Regions from separate parts of the Homo sapiens genome. Here region 1 is linked to region 2. A link is a loop called in an ENCODE intact Hi-C map of the cell type or tissue named here. Cell type or tissue: heart left ventricle. All regions are shown on one strand. Each heading gives the region's core, and the rest is flanking DNA. Links, peaks and the distances in the headings are about the cores only. Region 1 overlaps TNIK (TRAF2 and NCK interacting kinase). Region 2 has its middle 94 kb from the start of TNIK.

The links. A loop is a pair of places that touch in the nucleus more often than their neighbours do. Peaks named below come from ENCODE experiments on the same cell type or tissue, not always from the same donor. Only the 100,000 strongest peaks of a DNase experiment are listed, where the experiment ranks them.
Region 1: a loop joins it to region 2, with 2.7 times the contacts of the local background. A loop is called at or near these places in 46 of 110 quality-filtered maps.

Annotation. Positions count from the first base shown.
Region 1 is chr3:171,165,606-171,170,991 of GRCh38, reverse strand. TNIK (TRAF2 and NCK interacting kinase) reads left to right here. Exons shown (of 33, transcript NM_015028.4): 10 at 3,722-3,897. Among named protein-coding and RNA genes, the nearest start is that of MIR569, 62 kb to the right of the region's middle. In heart left ventricle, for the core only: a CTCF peak has its summit at 2,630; no DNase peak of the experiment used is centred there.
Region 2 is chr3:171,551,978-171,557,363 of GRCh38, reverse strand. No RefSeq gene overlaps it. Among named protein-coding and RNA genes, the nearest start is that of TNIK, 94 kb to the right of the region's middle. RefSeq lists a silencer at 931-1,225. In heart left ventricle, for the core only: no CTCF peak of the experiment used is centred there; no DNase peak of the experiment used is centred there.

The DNA.
Region 1 (5,386 bases), core at 281-5,280, 390 kb after region 2:
CAGCCTCAAACTCCTGGGCTCAAATGATCCTCCCACCTCAGCCTCCCCAGTGGCTAGAACTACAGGTGCATGCCACCATGCTCAGCTACTTTTTTCTATTGTTTATAAAGAGACCGTCTTGCTATATTGCCCAGGCTGGTCTCGAACTCCTGGCCTCAAGCAATCCATCCATCTCAGCCTCCCAAAGCACTGGGATTATAGGTGTGAACTACCGCACCTGGCCAGAAGTGGGGATTTCTGCTCCTAAGTCCTAAAGGCGGATGCTGTGTTCCTTAAGTCCAATGATGCTCAGAGATTGCTGGGGGCAATGTCATCATAGTCATCATCATCATAATAGCAAACACATATGTGGCATTTATGATACCAGGCACTGTTCTCAATATTTTACATGAATTAATTCACTTATCATAACTTTTTTTGAGATAAGTACTAATAATATCCCCATTGAATGCAGCCAGGGAAACTGAGACACATAGAAGTTAAGTAATTTGTCCAAGTTAGTAAGTGATGCAACTCAAAGTAAAGGAAGAGGGTAGCTTTTGGAAATAGGGCAGGGCCAATGCAAATTTTAGGCCAAATTGCGTTTAGGGAGTCTGATGATTACCAAAAACTTTTAACCCAACTGATTATAATAGCTAATGTAACAATCTTTCCAGCATTTTGAATTCCCCCAACACAATTTAACATATAAACAGGTTCAATCTGGGAAGATAAAGTATTTAGTGACTCTGATAGTAGAACTAGTATTATCAGACTGTAGGTACCAATCATTACCATTTATTTCTCCATGCCAACCCTTGGGAAATCAGTTTTACTAACCTTAGGTGTTTTTATTTTATAAGAGACAGAACTACATTACTATCAGCAGAGATTCAAGCAATAAAGTTATATAAATGTACTTTAAACTCATTAGAACACTCAGCAAACAGTGAGGTAATATTCAACATAGGTGAAGTGTTTTCACTCTTAAATAAGTGTGTAATTAAGCATATTGATTCTTTGGTCATGCTAACTTAAGACACTACGAATCCTTCTTTGAAGACTCATTTTAAGTAAACATTATTTTCTCTTCAAAGGGTGCCACTTGAAGAAGATATGAAATATATTACCAGCTTTGTAGTTCTGCACAAGTGGGCCCATCTTTTAGGCCCAAAGTTATTCTCTTGAATATCTCTGAGTTTTTTCTCCCAGCAAGGCATACTGGGAAAAAGTACTCTGTTTAATAACTAATTTCATTAAACTTGAACACTATTCCATTCTGGAGATCTGGAGATTTCTCTGACTGTTATTTTAGATGCCAATATCAGGGAATAGACTGTACAGTCTATTAAATCTGGATCTTACTTTTAAATTGAATGTGATTTCTTTTATTTATCAACCTCTAATTAATAGTTGGTTGAGTACTTTATAAAAAAAAGCACTTCTGGCAGGTGCGGTGGCCCATGCCTGTAATACCAGCACTTTGGGAGGCTGAGGTAGGCGAATCATCTGAGGTCAGGAGTTTGAGACCAGCCTGGTCAACATGGCAAAACCCTGTCTCTACTAAAAATACAAAAATTATCCAGGTGTGGTGTCATACACCTGTAGTCCCAGCTACTCAGGAGGCTGAGGCAGGAGAATCACTTGAACGTGAGAGGCAGAGGTTGCAGTGAGCTGAGATCATGCCATTGCACTCCAGCCTGGGTGACAGAGCAAGACTCCATCTAAAAAAAAAAAAATAATGATAATAAAATAAGCACTTCCTTCTAGTTGCCAGCAAGAAAAAGAGAACTGCCATTTATATTCCTTATAAATATTTCATACCTTTCTGTCTTAATTTTTGTTTTCATCTTTTTAATACTGATTTTTCTACCTGGAAAAGTACTGTATGGAGTTTGTTTATATCTTCATGCAGGTCAGCCTCATTCTCTTCAATTCATTCCTTAGGAGTGTCCTTTATTTCATTACATTTTTCTGGCAAGGTTTCTTCTTAGATGAGATCATATTTATGCCTCCACAGATTTATTTGATTGATCTGAGAAAGAGAAGAATATCCGCTCTCCAAACCTCCCTTTCTGTCCCTCAAAAGTGCAGACTTGAAGGTGGCCATATTGCAGCTCTTGTCCAGAACCTTCATCACGCATTCACTCATGCACCAAACACACAGCTCAGGTAGTGTGCTCATGATGCAAAGATGGCTCAGGCACGTTGATGCTGCTGATGATTTTCAGTGGGAAGAAGCAAGGATATGCATGGAAGCACTTAACAAGGAGGTGCACAGAGTGTCCTGCTGTCACTATTTCTAGTCCACAGTGTGGCCAACGCTGATTCATCCTGGGGCAACCCCAAGCACAGTAGGCTACCTTTATTTCTAGGTAAAATATTTTAAAAGCTTGAATGTAGCTTAGAAATTTAGAGCGGAAAAAAAAAATACCAGTGATTCAGTACTTTAAAAACATGGAATAAAGTGAAAAACTGCTTTGACCAGGGCAGCACTAGAGAGTGGTGCATACAAAAGTGCCCTGTCATGTTTGAGTGTTGAAGAACATGCTCTCCATTGTGTTCTGTGTGGTGAGGGCACCTCTCAGGCCTGGAGAGTATGTATGCAGGGACTGCCGGGCAAAGGCTCAGTCCTGGGATCCACTCCTGTATCTCCCCTGTGCACCACAGGAGAGCAACAGAGAGCACAAAACAGATCATTCCTGCTCTGGGCAGGACAGGAAGGGTGACCCGAGTTTCATCAAGGTCTCCTGGAGTGCCTTGGAAAAGCATGCTATAGAGTCATAAGCTTAATTATTGATGACTCTGAACAATTTCTTGGAACTTTCAGCAAGAACATGCGTGCTTAACTCATGAATCACGGCTGAAGTCCACCATTAATTTCTGCCACATTGTGGCCTTACTGCCATAATCGTAGGTATGGTATCTCTCGCCAGCTCTCCCCTGCCAGGTCTCTGGCGTGGGGTTTATCTTTGAGGAAATATTGCCTTTCTAGAGGAAGATAAATTTGCATCTGGGTGTGAACTTAATTCTTTAAAGTTAAATGTCTAAGTCCTTGAGTTAACGACAAAGGTACACATATACTTATATGTTCTTATTCCTTGGAAAGCAGCGTTCAAAAGTGATTCTGAAACTACTGGTTACAAAGTTTGCCTAATCAAAGTTCACTTCATCATATAAAAATCTTGCTCATTTCTACGAAATGCACTCCCTGTTACCTATCCAACCTTGGTTTTACTTTCCTCCAGCTTGCATCTTCTGCCTTATTTAAGTGGCTCACCTCAGTGTCCCCCAACATACATTATTCTCATCCTAGCCTGAGTTTTTCACTGTCATCCTACATATCTGAACTATCCTTTCCCCAGAGTGATTTTCTCCTAATTTTTAAAGGCCCAGCTATGGTTTCCTTATTCCAATAGCCCTTCTAGATGTGATTCCCATAGGGGTCTTTTTCTTCCCTGCGTCCTTTTGGTCTGCTATGTAATGTTACATATAAATTGTGCAAAAATGCTTTCATGTGCATAACTACCTTCTGCTACCTCAATTGCACGTTGATGATGATGATGCCTTTGAACCCATTATGCCTAATATAGTGCTACAACTGTTTTCTGATTAGTGGATGATCCCTATGCCAGCCAATTGGACCTTAAAAAAAGAAAAAGTCCCAGCATTTCAGAAATTACACATTTGCTTTTCTTTGGATCGCCGTTTTATCTGTGGATTCATTTCTTTTGTTTGGCAGGTCAAAAAAATTCCAGTCATTTATTGAGAGCTGCTTGGTAAAGAATCACAGCCAGCGACCAGCAACAGAACAATTGATGAAGCATCCATTTATACGAGACCAACCTAATGAGCGACAGGTCCGCATTCAACTCAAGGACCATATTGATAGAACAAAGAAGAAGCGAGGAGAAAAAGGTTAGACGCACATTTGTATTTCAGCAGCAGAAACAAAAGATGGAGTGAATCATGGGCGCTTGATGTATTTGGAGGTGACTATGGGGATTTCAAATGGGCCTGCATTATTCTTTAGTGCGAGGGGCTGTCTCTGAGACCACAGCCTCTGGGCATCAGTGGCGTGAGACTATTGAAGTAGAATCTTTCATGAAAAAAATAGAACTGCAAGAAACATTACCTCTGCCAGGCACTGAACAAAGTCATGTTGAATGATACTATGAAGTACTTTAATATGACAAGTGATTTTCTTAATTCAAATTAATATTCATGTTTAGAAGACTAAAACTCTACAGAAGACAGATAACCTAAAGAAAAAAATTCATCTAGTTGACATTTTTCTGTACTGACATTCTTCAACATTTAAATTTATGTGCTCTGAGGCTCATTTCTAATTCTGTTATTTAGAAGTCAGAAATAATTTTTTTATAGTTGCAGTGATAGAAAAGATCATTAGGTTGCCAGGCTTGCTGAATGGAACATCAGATTTTTGAGCTGAAGGTCATTTAACACACTTCTTTATTTTATATATGCAAAAGCACATCTTTGTGACTCTAGCTCTTATATGTCACTGTCTCTTCACTGCATCATTGAAAGAACATGAGTCCAAACTTGGAGTCTCAGGCTGCACCCTACCTTTTTGAATGGAAGCTTACATTTTTAACTAGCATAGAAATGGTATGCTAATACTGTATATTAGGGAACATTGAGGTGAGCTGCCAAATGAGACAAAATGCAAGCCAAAGAAAAGTGAAACTAAGGTTGGATGGGTAAGGGGAGTGCATTTTGTAGAAATGAGCAAGATTCTTATATGGTGAAGAGAATTTTCATTAGGCAAATTTTGAAACCAGTAATTTCAGAATCACTTTTGAACTTTGCATTCCAATTAACAACTCATGAGTCATAGCTAAGGTTCACCACTAATTTCTACTACATTGTGTGCTTGCTGCCATAATCATCGGTATGGTATCTCTCACCAGCACTCCCCTACCCTGTGCCTCTCTGGCATAGGATTTATCTTTGAGGAAACAGTACCTTTCTAAAGGAAGACAAATTTGTTCTTGGAGATTGACTAGCATATTGACTGCGCCATGACCAAGGTAAAAACTTGCATGGTCTGGAGCAGGTTTAATGGCTAGCTGAGGTAGGGCAAGTTAGAGTATGGGAAGAGAGAAATGGAGAGGACAGCAGTGAGGGCTTTCTGGGTAGACAGCAGGAGGGGGTTGCTGCTGGGAGGATAGCAGTGAAAGGCAGTGTGAGGCTGGAAAGCTGAGCATTAACAGTGTGGTGAGTGGACAGTAGAGAGGAAGACCAGAGACTGAGGATGGGAGGGGAGGCACATGGTGATGTGCTTGTTCTTGCTTCCTTCCTCTCCATTTCTCTCCTCTCTTCAGTTCAGAGGCAGTAGCGGAGGGTAGCCCACAGACAGGACAGAGGCTGCCTTTCTGTTATT
Region 2 (5,386 bases), core at 140-5,139:
TTGGATAACCTAAAAAAACCTGAATCCACAGTATGGACTCAGTTATGTTGGATTCATGTTAAAAAACTGATTTTCCACCCCTTATTTTTCTATAAGTTCTTATCAAAATTAATGATATTATTGTTATTTTTCTAACAAGGTATTGCCCATTTTATCTCCTTTCAAAACCAGGCCAGTTAGAAAGCACAGATTACAATATTATCAGGGATAACGGTGTCAGTAGAAGCCCATAGTTGCTCCCACAGTATCTGTGGCTTCAGTAGCAAAAAAGGATAAGAAAATTACATATTTTGTTGCTAACCTTCACCTTGAACAGCGTAATGGATAGCCAAACCCTAGCAGTTTCTCTTGCTAAGAATAAGGCAGAAACAACTCTCAAGGAAATGCTTTCTGGAACTTTGGAAGTCCCCAGTTACAGTCATTGGCCTGGCTTGATTCCAAAGTTGGGAAAGAGACTGCTCAGAGAAAATCACCTATATAGGTAGTGAAATACTTCTGCTCCGTTTTGATATCCCCATTCATTGAAGATCTTCCTCCATATGGGCTAAAAAGGATGACAGACGAGCATTTTTCAGGTCCTCAATCATCAAGCATGTGTGTTCAGCACCAAACAGAAACCAGAGCGGCAATCCCAGGTTTACCTTGCAGCAGGAAGCCTGTTGCTATGGAGACACAGATGTGCCTCCAGAGCAGTCATGATTCTGGCAGGTTTTAAATGTCCTTAGAAATCCAAAAGTTAAAGATACAATCTCCCCAATCACAGGCTATGGATTTCTAGCTCTGTGGGGCTTACCTTGCATCTTCTCTGTCACTTCACAATTGTCATTTCTCATGAAAGACTTTGTAATCTTTCTGAGCACTCACTTTTCAAGAGGGCAGTCAGCCCTTTCCCCCTGACCCTCATTCGGGCGGAGGAAGAAATAGGAAAATGGCACCCTCACCACGGAGTTGTGCCAGCTACAGCTTGACCTGAAGTGGCCTCGTCTGCTTCTGCCTCACTAAGCAGGACGATTTTCTGGCAGTGTGCAGCCCTTTCTGCTGTCACCTCAGCCCTGGGACTTGTCTATGATGTGTGCTGGCTCTAAGTGATAAGTCTCTGGGTGATCCTCTGTCATTTTTGCTTCCTTTTCTGCTGCATGAAGATTCTCATAAAAAGCACATGGATTTCCTAGGTCTGTATTTCATTTTGTGTCTATTGTGAAAGTCTTTTCTCTGAATGTCTTGAAGTGTCTGGACACCCTTCCTTTGCAAAAAACTCCATCATCTTCCCTACATCTCAAGATTAGGTTATAAATGGGAAGTTCATGTTGAGGTTGGTGTCACTGTGAGGCGGCCACCTGTAAGTGCCAAAAAGTACTGTTTGGGAGGAATAAATATTTAATAATATGGAAAGATGATCACTATATATTAAGATACAGGTTATGAAATAATTAACATTATAATACACTACATATACTTGCACATAAATATTTGTAAAAAGGGACCAAAAAGACCAACATGAAGTATTAACAATCCTTATCTCTCATAAGTAAGTGTGTTTTTTTTTTTTTTCATTTTTCTTCTAGGTACATATCTTTATTTTCCAAATTTTCTACAATGGACAGATTTTGTTTTGGTAATCAGAAAAGATGAGCAAAATATATTTTTAATTTTCTAAATAAATCAGCATCCCAATAAATAAGTTTGGATTCGTACATCCAGAAAGAAGAAGGATTAGTACATCTGGGGGTGCAGGTATACAGCATGATGCTTTGTGCTTAGCAATACAGGGCAGGTGAGCATGAACTCCTGGGACTTAGCACAGGCCCCACCCCTGAGGCAGGCAAGGCCCAGATTTCATCCCATTTCAGCCAGAGTTGACCCCAAAGAGCCAGTTGGGTAGCAGGTGATCCTCAGGAGTCAGGCACATGGGCTTTCTGCCTTAGTCAAATTTGGCAACTCAAACTATGGGGTAGGAGTAGTAGTGGCCCTCATTCTGAGGAATGGGAAGACCATCTAAGGAGCTGACAGGCGGCCCTGCCTTCCCTTGGCCCTTCCTTCCCGTAAGGATTGTGTTATGTATGCTTTTTGTCAGGGAACGGGCCAAAAAGGATCATTCCCCTTCTCTATCTCTTTAGGAGCAAACAACATCTCCTAGAAAGGCCAGTTATGTCAGGTAGATAGTGCAATACCCTCTGCTCCATCTTCATGGCCCAACTCACTGGAAACCTTCCTCTATTTGGGCTTAAAAAGATGACAAAGGACTATTTTCAGAGATCCTCATTTTTTTTTTTTTTTTGAGACGGAGTCTCACTCAGTCACCCAGGCTGGACTGCAGAGTGCAATGGTGCGATCTCTGCTCACTGCAACCTCCACTTCCCAGGTTCAAGGGATTCTCCTGCCTCAGCCTCCCGAGTAGCTGGGATTACAGGCATGCGCCACCATGCCTGGCTAATTTTTGTATTTTTAGTGGAGATGGGGTTTCACCATGTTGGCCAGACTGGTCTTGAACTCCTGACCTCAAGTGATCCGCCCGCATCGGCCTCCCAAAGTGCTGGGATTACAGGCATGAGCCACCACGCCCAGCCAATCCTCATTCTTTACATGGAACAATTCTAGAATCTATAGCCCAGTCATGGAGATAGGGTATTACCCCAAACCTCCTTTAGCATTAGAGCAATGGAAAGTCAGCCCCACCTGCTCTGAGGAAAGAGACTTCTGGTTTGGTGAAACTCTGAATGACTGAGTTAGGGGCTGTGGATGACCAGCAGCTGGGTGAATTAGGGAGCATAGGTAGGAGTAACAGGAATCAGCGTGGTCCCTGCAGCACCAAGGGACATCAACTTTTTATGGTAGAAGACATTCCTCAGAATTGGGGCATCTCAGGCCATACCACTTATTTATACCAAAGTCAACCCATTCTAAATCCAAACTCCCTTTTAAGGAGGTCTAAACCAACCTTAAAGGGATGTATTATAAAGATGGTTTAATCTCTAGAGATGGAGACTGAGCATTAGTATTTTTATAATCCTTCTGCTAACTCCAATGGGCAGCCACAAGGTCGAGAACCACTACTCTTGATTGATAGCAGATACTCCATTGAATGGCACCAGTAGGATCCTCACCACACCCATTACACCATGAGATTAGAGGTGGTGTTGTTCCTGTCTGTGTGGCCTGCTAGCCAGGTGTAACAGCTCTTCTCACAATTCTGTAAACAGCCAAGACTTTTAAAGTAAATTTCTTTTCTACCTAAATCAGCTGGAGTCATTTACTTTTACTTACACTAAGAACCTTGACTAACACAAACTCCAACCTCTATGTTGCCAAAACCCAATGTCCCTTTTCTGGCCTCAGCTTACTCAGCCTCTCAGGCTACATCGGACGCAATTAATCCATTATTTTCTTTCTGAAGCACTTCCAGAACACTTGGCATTTTGTGAGCACTCCAAATACTTCTCCAACTTCAGTAGTCCCTCCTTCTGTCTCCTTCTGATTCCTCTTTCTGTACTTTATCTCTAAATCATGGGTTTCCTTCTTTTTTTTTTTGAGATGGAGTCTCACTCTGTTGCCCTGGCTGGAGTGCAGTGGTGCGATCTCGGCTCACTGCAAGCTCTGCCTCCCGGGTTCACGCCATTCTCCCACCTCAGCCTCCTGAGTATCTGGGACTACAGGTGCGTGCTGCCATGCCCGGCTAATTTTTTGTATTTTTAGTGGAGACGGGGTTTCACCGTGTTAGCCAGGATGGTCTCGATCTCCTGACCTTGTGATCTGCCTGCCTTGGCCTCCCAAAGTGCTGAGATTACAGGCGTAAGCCACTGGGCCCAGCCATGGGTTTCCTTCTTAACTCAAGGTGATCTCATCCATTCTCATGGTTTTAAAACCATTGACATGTATGTATCTTCAGCACTGACCTTTCTCCTAAACCCCAATCTTATATATGCCTTCTAATCATACACAATATCTGCTATGGGATATCTAATATATCTCAAATTTGGCATGTCCAAAATGAAACTCTTGAGTTCACTCTTAAAACTGTTCTTCCCCATTTCCCCAATTTCAGGAAATGGTTTCACCATCCACCCAGTTGCTCAAACCAAAAATGCAAGAGTCAGACGTGTTTTTTCTCTTTTTCTTACTCCCCACATATAAACTCTCAAGTACTCTCAGTACAAACATATAATCCTAATTCAGCCTCTTCTTTCTATCTTCATGGTTCCTACCTGGTCCAAGCCACTACCAGCCTCTCAAAGCCTCTTAGCTGACCCTCCTATTTGAACTCTTCATTCCACGTTCCAAATAGCAGCCAAGGTGATAAAAAAACAAACAGACAGATATAAGTCAGATCCAATTCCTCCCATGGTTAGAACCTTCTAACAGCTGAGAATGAGATCTGAAGCTCTTATGTAGGCCTATAAGAGCTATGGTATTTCTACCTCTCCAATGTATCTTATATTACTCTCCCTCTCTACCATTGTGTTTCAGTCATATTGGCTACTTCCTATTATTCTAAAATGTCAAGCCGTCTCAACCTCAGGGCCTTTGCAGTTGCTGGCCCCTCTACCTGGAACACTCTCCCCTCAGTTACTTGCATATTCAACTTCTCATCATTCAGGTCCCAGTTCAAATCTCACTCCTTAGCAAGGCCTTTCATGATCACCTGATTGAATGAGTCATCCCCCAACTTCCACCACTCTCTATTATATATATATTTTCTACTTTTTTCATAGCACTTATCACTTTCTGAAATTATCTTATGCATATGTTTGTTTTTCTCACTGGAGTAGAAGTTCCATGGGAGCAGGATCTTACCTGTCTTACCCATTACACAATTTTCTGCACCTAGAACAGTCTCTGGCATGTACAAAGTAAGCTTTCAATATATATTTTTGAATGAATTAATTGACAATTTCCTAGAAAATCGTTTATCTCATCATCTGGTGAATCTAATTAAACATCAGCCTCTCTTCCTGCCTTATGATGTATAGTGCAGTGAATGGAACTTTTCCTTCTATGTTATCTGGACATCCTGTAGCAAATAAGGGTCACTGTAACCAATCAAATGACCACATGGAAAGGGGATGGATCTCCTAGCCAAACTTGGATTTCAGTCCTGTTTTCACCATTCATTCCTTCAACCCAACAGAAGATGTGGATAAGGGGGTGGGCAGCACACAAGCAACAGTTGAAGTCATGAGCATAGATGAATGGAAAAAAGAAAAGACAATGATCCCCCGGGCGATATCAACATGCAAGGGCTGGACTAGGAAACAGTTTCCAACGAAGTGGTTTCTAGAAGCCAAGGGCAAAGCAGTGTGTAGTCAACCCACCAAATGCACAGGAGGAGTCCAGTGAGGTAAGGACTGAGACTGTAGGGTCAAATAGATTATTTTTAAGTGTGAAGGTG